Linked DNA regions of Homo sapiens: region 2 is linked to region 1. A link is an interaction called in ENCODE POLR2A ChIA-PET data of the cell type or tissue named here. Cell type or tissue: Panc1. All regions are shown on one strand. Region 1 holds the start of MIDEAS-AS1 (MIDEAS antisense RNA 1). Region 2 overlaps PTGR2 (prostaglandin reductase 2).

The links. ChIA-PET counts read pairs that join two places held together with the same protein. Peaks named below come from ENCODE experiments on the same cell type or tissue, not always from the same donor. Only the 100,000 strongest peaks of a DNase experiment are listed, where the experiment ranks them.
Region 2: POLR2A ChIA-PET joins it to region 1 with 6 read pairs; 21 of 35 experiments call an interaction of 5 or more read pairs at or near these places.

The regions. Positions count from the first base shown.
Region 1 is chr14:73,784,021-73,788,020 of GRCh38, reverse strand. MIDEAS-AS1 (MIDEAS antisense RNA 1) reads right to left here and starts at 661. Exons shown (of 3, transcript NR_109995.1): 1 at 512-661. It also overlaps a transcript of MIDEAS not described here. RefSeq lists an enhancer at 1-36 and silencers at 387-446, 527-576, 627-1,216. In Panc1, no CTCF peak of the experiment used is centred here; DNase peaks (open chromatin) are centred at 2,000 and 2,300; H3K4me3 peaks cover 3,802 bases; H3K27ac peaks cover 3,701 bases.
Region 2 is chr14:73,867,453-73,871,452 of GRCh38, reverse strand. The region is part of intron 3 of PTGR2 (prostaglandin reductase 2); the gene reads right to left. Among named protein-coding and RNA genes, the nearest start is that of ZNF410, 17 kb to the left of the region's middle. In Panc1, no CTCF peak of the experiment used is centred here; no DNase peak of the experiment used is centred here.

The DNA of each region.
Region 1 (4,000 bases):
ACATTTATTTTGAGCAATGATAAATTTCAGGATTACTATTGCCTGAAGCTGCCCTTCTCAGGCCTCCACCCTACCCTCAAAGTCACTTTTGACCGGTGATGAAACACAGAATGCATCAGACTCTATTTTCTGTGAGTTGAGTGTAAAGAGGTGGAAATCGCGGGGGAGGATTAGAACAGAAACCATTCTGCAGCCCCAGCTTGGGCGTTGAAATAGCCCCCAGAAGTGTGATACGTGGTAAACGTCTTGCTCACTTATAACCCGTAGAAATGACGAGGGACATCATGCAGACTTTTAGAGAGAACGTGGGGACAGGGACCCTTGTTTTAAGGCCCACTTTAGGCATTAAGAACACATAGAGCACACTGCTTTCTGACATGACCCTTTTAGCCCCAACACCAAACGGAAAAACTTTTTCTTTCCCCTCCCCCACCGCTTTGTTTGTGTACTGGTGTTTACCCTGGAACCCCAGCTTTCCGGGGACCCTGAACCCCACCACCACCTTCCAGACCAGCCTGAGAGCAGGGGACTCCAGCGCGGGGCCCCGGATCGCACTTCGGCGCGGAAACGACGCGGCTGGAGCGAGGCTTCCCTCCCAGGGCGGGGGGTGCAGGCTAGGCGGCCGGCAGCGCAGGGCTGCCCGCTACCCCGCAGCCGAGGGCGCGCAGAGTGGGGAGACGGCGCCTGGGGCCAGGGGCGCGCGGAGCCGGGGGCGCGGGCGGGGCGGCTGGCTGCAGGGCCCTGCGCGCCACCGCGCGAGCCGCTGGGTCACAGCCCGGGCCGCACAGCCCGGGCCGCACCGCCCGCTCCGCGAGGAAGTGACGACTGCGCCGTCCCGAGAGCAACAAAGTTAGAGTCTGCGGGCCGCACTCGCCTGCGCCCCGCACCCCTCCGAGCAGCCCGGGGATCCAGCACGCAGGTAAGCCGCGGGCTCGGCGCCCCCTCCCGCCACCGGGCGCCGGCGTGGGGCTCGGAATCGTTCCGGGGCTCGGGCTGGGCCGCGCGGGCGCGGATGTGGCGGGCCGGGTTGGGCCGGGCGCTGGGGTGCCGGGGTGCTGCAGGGAGGGAGCTCGGCGGCCGGGGTCGGGGCGCCGGGCTGCGCCGGTGTTGTCGCCGCTTTGCCGCGGGACTTCAAACAGCAAGGGCTGCAGCGGGGCCAGCTCCAGGCGCCGTTGGCCTGAGGTAGGGTGGGGGGAAGGGGCTTTCCGGGGCCTACGTCTGCAGCCAGCCCTCCGCCCAGCGCCTCCATCCCTGCAGGCTGGGCGCAGCTCTCGGCCCCTGCCCGGTGCTTCCCTGGGAAATGACCTCTTCCTCTTCGCAGCCCTTGTCGAGGGCGCAGGAAGGAAGTTAAAGGAACTTTCCCCGGACTTTTATTTGCTTGGCCTTCCTGGGACGAAGAGCAGAGTAGCTCGGAAGTTTGGGAAAACAACCCTACGCATTTTCAGAAAACCAAACCGGAATTGTCCCCAAGCCCCCTTGAAATGAATCGCTCCTGACTCCCCCTTTACCCTTCCCAACCATGTCCCAAACCTGACAGTGATCGCTAAGGCCTAACACTTTGCAATTTAGCCATAAAAACTGTCAGCACACCCACGTACATATGTGAGTGTTTTCTATATAAAACTCAGAAACCCGCTTCCAGCGGACTCTGTGGCATCTCGTTCTTTTCTGTTTCCTAAAACTGCAAGGGCTGCAGGAATGTGCTGCAGGAACTTTGACGGTGGTTCCCGTCGCCCTCGGTAGCCTCGTGGCGCAGGGTTTTTTAAAGAACAGCTGAGAAGTTTGGGACATTCCTGCAGAGTAACTAGGGGCTGGCGGCCCGGGCCAGTGGCGAGACTGCAACTGTAGCGGCGGCGGCGGGGACACGTTGGTGTGTGCAGGAAAGTGCGTCCGAGCCGTGGAGACTCGAGATGGGGTGTCCTAGAGGTTGAATGGTGCAGTTCCTAGCAGCAGCTTCCTGCCGGCCTGTAATTACAGCGTGATTGCACAGTCAGGCATTGTTGGCGTGGATGTTTATACACAGGCTATTGTGCAAGACCTCGGTAGTGGCGAAGAAAACGCAGCTTTGCACTGCAAATGCCCAGGATAGATCTGGGTCTGAGCTGCAGTCTCCAAATTCTTTTTGCCCTTTAACCCTAGCTAGGTGATTTATTTCATTACCTCCCTCTCACTTTTGACGACTTGTCCAAAGCCTGAGATGTGGGGTGGACTCGGGAGGCCACTGCACTCCTATCTTAGGCAGCCTGAAAACTATCCCAGGAACTCTACCCTTATTTGTCTCCGGAGAAAATGTGGGATGACGTCAGTAGGAAAAGGAGATGGGAGATGGCTATCAACCTCTCTAAACGGGAAAGCTGTTTGAATTAGCAAAATTGCACGGGTGGCTGGGTTGGGGCTGAGTTGCAAAGAGGACTCGTCAGACCATGTGTGACTGAGCTGGCGTGCTAGACTTTAAGCCTGGAAGTGTCAGCTGCAGAAACTTAGTAGGTGGTAGGTCCTAATTCCTTTATTGTGCTGGGCAAAGAGGAAACGTGCAAGTGGTAGCACTTTTGTCTGTGCTGGTGGTCTGGGTCTGGGAGGGGCAGAGGAGTGACTCCTCCTTCTCCATAGGAACCCTAGGCCCACTTTCTTAGCAGGGACTGTGGCACAGACCAGAGCAGGGATCCTCCCATTTGCCATGCTGCCTTGCAGGAAGGGAGCCAAGCCTGCAAGTATGGAAAGAAGGCAAACAGTGTCTTGTTGAGGGCCTTACAGGGGTATAATTGTATAGAGAGATTTAAAACACAGTAAAAAAGGCGTGTATTGGATTTGTGCAGGGCCATCGTTTTCACATTCTAAATCTCAACCTGATAACTCCCTGTCCTAGGCAGAAGACGCTCATGGGGAGCACTCAGCCCAGCTACGTTGCTGTGTGGCTAGGTGGTACCACCTTATGCTGGGCATGGGCAGCCTCTCTGCTCAGAGTGGCAGGTACTGATGATTCCAGTGCACTGGAGTTTCTCCAATGCCTGGCCTTTCCAGCCAAGTATCTGAGCTTCACCTGGAGGAAAAATGCTGTTTTGCAGCCTTGTGCCAGGTGTGTGTCATGGGCACAGTGACCGTTTGTCAAACCAAAAGATTAGGGCACAGTCCCTGGCAGGTACCTGTGTGCTTCCAGAAACTCGAGGACAAACATGTAAAATCAGGACAGTTCTGGAAAGTCTGGCATGTATGGTTACAGTTGCCACAGGGGAATGAGGTTTGAGCAAAAGCAGCACTATGGTAGGAGTCACCACAGGTTGCACAACCCTCTTTTCTAGAGACATTTGGTTTTTACTGATCTTGACTGTGAAGGTCCTGGTTAGCTGGATCACCTGACCAGGACTGCCATAATGAAGGCCTGCTGGTGCCTGGCTGTAGTCTTGAGGGGCAGGAGAAGGGATCGTTCCCTTCTGATCCCAAAGCTTTGAGTTTGCAGTGCTTTGTGTTCGTGTAGAATTTACAGAGACTAAAAGTGCCCCAAAAGCCCTCCAGAGTGTAGCTGGGAGAGTGGAGGGGAGGGGCCTCTTGTAAAGGCCAGAGAAAGAAGGAAGCCAGGCTCCAGGGAGCTGCGGGAGCCACATGCAGGCCCCTCACCTTCAGTTCCCAATGGCAGATTTTTGTGCATAACTCAGGCCCTTTCCCTGGCTTGCTCAGCTTTGCCTCTGCATTCAGGGAGCTTGCCCCGAAGTTGTTACACAGAGACAGAATCATAACCCTGACTTCCTCCTTCACCTTACCTAAATGGTGGTTTTAACTTGAAGTTGCTGCCTAGTTCACGGCTCCTGAGCAGCCCTGGCTGCTGCCTCGCCATGCACAATTAGGAACAACAGTGAAAAAGCGCTGATTCAAAACTTGACAAGAGATTTTAAAACCAGTTTTATTGTTCTAAGAGGAAAAAATATTGGAGGTAATTAGGCAACCCAGCAACTCTGGCGGAAACCCCGAGGTGCCACTGAGAGAAGCCAATGCAGGAGTCTCC
Region 2 (4,000 bases), 83 kb before region 1:
ATAAAGGATATTACAAAGGATATAGATGAATAGCCAAATAAAAATAATAAAAATTTTTTAAAAAGACAAAAAAAGAACAAAAATTAAAAAAAAAAAAAAAAAAAAAAAAAAGATGAACAGCCAAATAGAAGAGATGCATGGGGTAAGTTATATGGGAAAAGGCGTGGAGTTTCCACACCCTCTCCAGGTGCACCACCCTACAGGAATCACCATGTGTTCAGCTATTTGGAAACTCCTCAATCAGGTCCTTTTGGGTTTTGATGAAGGCGTCATTATATAGACATGATTGATTAAACCACTGGCCATTGGTGATAAACTCAACCTTCACCTGCTGTCCCCTACCTGGAGGTAAGGTGGTAGGAATAAAAGTTCCAACCCTCTGATCATATGGTTGGTTGCCTTGGTAACCAGCCCCCATCCTGAGGCTATCCAGGAGCTCCCAACCACTTGTCATCTCATTAGAATACAAAAAGACACCTTGGAGATTCCAAGGGCTTTAGGAATTGTGTGCCAGCAAAGAGCAAGAAGACCAAATATTTCCTATTATAAATCACAATATCACACAAGTAATTCCCTATAGCTAAACAAATGATGTCAACAGAACAGAATGTTATTAACCACTAAAATAATAATATTTGAACTAGTTTTTCCATATAAAGTCACTTAAAGAATATGAAAGCACATCTGTAAACCCACCACTTTGGGAGGCTGAGGCAGGAGGATCGCTTGAGGCCAGGACTTTGAGACCAGACTGGCCAACACAGTAAGACACTCCTCTCTGTCAAATGAAAATAAAAATTTTAAAAAGAATAAAAAGAATATGAAAGCCAAGTTGTATATGCACATTAAGGATAATCATGTAAAATACTGTGTACACATAATGATTAATTTTAGTTGTGAATTTGGAATGATATAAAATCTCAATTATTTAATGTTTGTTAGACTCCCTTTTCCCTTTTAAAGCTGCTTAAGAGGTCTGGTGTGGTGGCTCATGTCTGTAATCCCAGCACTCTGGGAGGCCAAGGCGGGCAGATCACCTGAGGTCAGGAGTTTGAGACCAGCCTGGCCAACATGGCGAAACCCCATCTCTACTAAAAAATACAAAAATTAGCTGGGCGTGGTGGCAGGCATCTGTAATCCCAGCTATTCAGAAGGCTGAGGCAGGAGAATCACTTGAACCCGGGAGGCAGAGGTGGCAGTAAGCCAAGATTGTGCCACTGCACAGAGCAAGACTCTATCTCAAAAAAAAAAAAAAAAAAGGTTGCTTAAGATTTTTCTATTTTTTAGAGTTGGGGTCTTGCGTTGCTGCCCAAGCTGGACTTGAACTCATGGCTTCAAGCCATCCTCCCACCTCAAGTCTCCCAAGTAGCTGGAATTACAGGCCCAAGCCACCATGCCCAGCTGATTCTTTTTTTTTTTTCTCTCTGAGACGGAGTCTCTGTCACTCAAGCTGGAGTGCAGTGGAATGGCACAATCTCAGCTCAATGCAACCTCCGCCTCCCCGGCTCAAGCGATTCTCCTGCCTCAGCGTCCTGAGTAGCTGAGATAACAGGCACATGCCACCACGCCTGGCTAATTTTTGTAGTTTTCGTAGAGACGGTGTTTCACCATGTTGGCCAGGCTGGTCTCAAACTCCTGACCTCAAGTGATCCGCCCGCCTCAGCCTCCCAAAATGCTGGGATTACCAGCATGAGCCACCTCGCCCAGCCTGATTATTTTTTTTAAAGGAATGAGGCATAGAGAATGTCTAGTGAAAGTATCCCAAAGTGATTTTTCTTCCTTCCTTTATGCAATTAACATTTAATAAACATTATGCTAGTCACTGGAGATACAGTGATAAATACGAACTTTGTTTTCATAAACTTTTTTTTTTTTTTTTGAGGCACGGTCTCACTCTGTTGCCCAGGCTGGAGTGCAGTGGCATGATCACAGCTCACTACAGCTTCGACCTCCTGGGCTCAAGTGATCCTCCCACTTCCCGGGCTCAAGTGATCCTCCCACCTCCCGGGCTCAAGTGATCCTCCCGCCTCAGCCTCCAGAGTGGCTGGTGCACCTTAACACTCACCTAATTTCCTTTTTTTGGTATTGATGGCATCTTTCTGTGTTGCCCAGGATGGTTTCAAACTCCTGGGGTCAAGTGATCCTCCTGCCTCAGCCTCCCAGTGTGCTGGGATTATAAGTATGAGCCATGGCACCCAGCCCATAAGCTTACTTTTTACTAAGGAAGACAGATAATCTAATAACTACACAAATGTAATTATTACTTTCAATTGGGATAAATGCTGAATGTCAAGAGGAAAATATCAAAGAGAGGTCTGGACTAGTCTGAGGGTTCAGGGTGATTTACCAAAGGAAATCTCTTTAAAGCAGGCATCTAGGGAATAACAGGGATTACCAGGTAAAGGGAAAGGAGTGGGAAGAGGCTTTTAGATAGAGGGCCAACATGTATGAAGGCTTGCTTTAATATGTACCTGGGACTCTGTTTTAACCAGGTATGGTAAAATGATAGATACGAAGACAACTGCCTTGAAAGAAGAATTTCTTACAGTTGCCGAGAGGGGAGGGCACAATATGCCAAGAAGGGTCGCATGGGGAAGCACAAGAGTTGGTCAAGAGGGCAAAGGAGCAAGGAAGAGCATGGCCCAGAGTCTTCTTTTTTTTTTTTAAGGAAGAAGTATCTTTGGTTTCCACAGGAAAGAACGGGCAAGGCAGGGTAGGTAACCTTGAGTATATTACATGACAGCTTTAATAATGTCAGAGGGCTCTGATATACAGGGGTGGTTCTTAAGTTGTGCAGCATCTGGCCCTGAGGTGATTTAAGGCAGGGGAGTGTGAGTTAGATAGAGGAGGAGTTTAGGGATATGGGCTTTGGATTGGTTGGTTTGTATATGAATGGCAAGACTCAAATGCAAGTTGTTATCTCTAAAAATAAGCAAATCCTGCCAGGGACAGTTACTCTAGGATTCACAAGCCCCCTAAGATGTCAAAACATCCTAAAATACACTAAATTAAAAACATGATTCATACAAAGATTAAGCAGAAGGGGGCACTGATGTGTTACAAAAGACAGACATCCACTGAGGCAACAGTGTGAGGGTAATTGGCAGGCTTCTCTGAGCCTGGACAGGTAAAGGAGTCAGGTTATGTAGCTTCTTTTTTTTTTTGAGACAGAGTCTTGCTCTGTTGCCCAGGCTGGAGTGCAGTGGCGTGATCTCGGCTCACTGCAACCTCGGCCTCCCGGGCTCAAGTGATTTTCCTGCCTCAGCCTCCCAAGTAGCTGGGACTACAGGCATGTGCCACCACGCCTGGCTAATTTTTTTGTATTTTTAGTAGAGACGGGGTTTCACTATGTTGGCCAGGCTGGTGTCAAACTCCTGACCTCAGGTTATCCACCCACCTCGGCCTCCCAAAGTGCTAGGATTACAAGCGTGAGCCACCGTGCCTAGCCCAGGTTATGTAGCTTCTTAGACCATGTCAAGGCTGATTGGTCTCAATTCCAAAACTAATGGGAAGCCATTAAACCACTTTAAGCAAGGTGACACAATTAGTTGCTGTTATAAGAAGAATCACTCTGGCATTCTGGCTGCAGTGTGAAAAATGGCTTAAAGGGGCAAAGTGTGTATGCAAGGGTACCTACCCCATTAGGAAAGAAACAACGGTGATTCAGACTAGGTAGACTTCCCTGGAATTACTAAGACATGGACTGAATTGAGAGGTATTTAGGAGGTGGGATCCACAGGACCTGGTAGAGGCAAAATTCTCAAGACTGTGCTTTCTAGCATGAAATGAGTAAGTAGACAAAATATTTACTTCCCTGGAGGAAAAAGAGGTTTTTTGGTTTTTGTTTTTGCTTTGAAGTTGGGAGTGTTCGAAGTGAAGATCATTAATTCAATTTATATTATAATCCTAGTTGTTCCATCATTTTTCCTCCCCTAAAATCTTTTTTTTTTAAAGACAGAAAGAAATTAATGAACACCCAAATAAGTAGAAAGACATCATG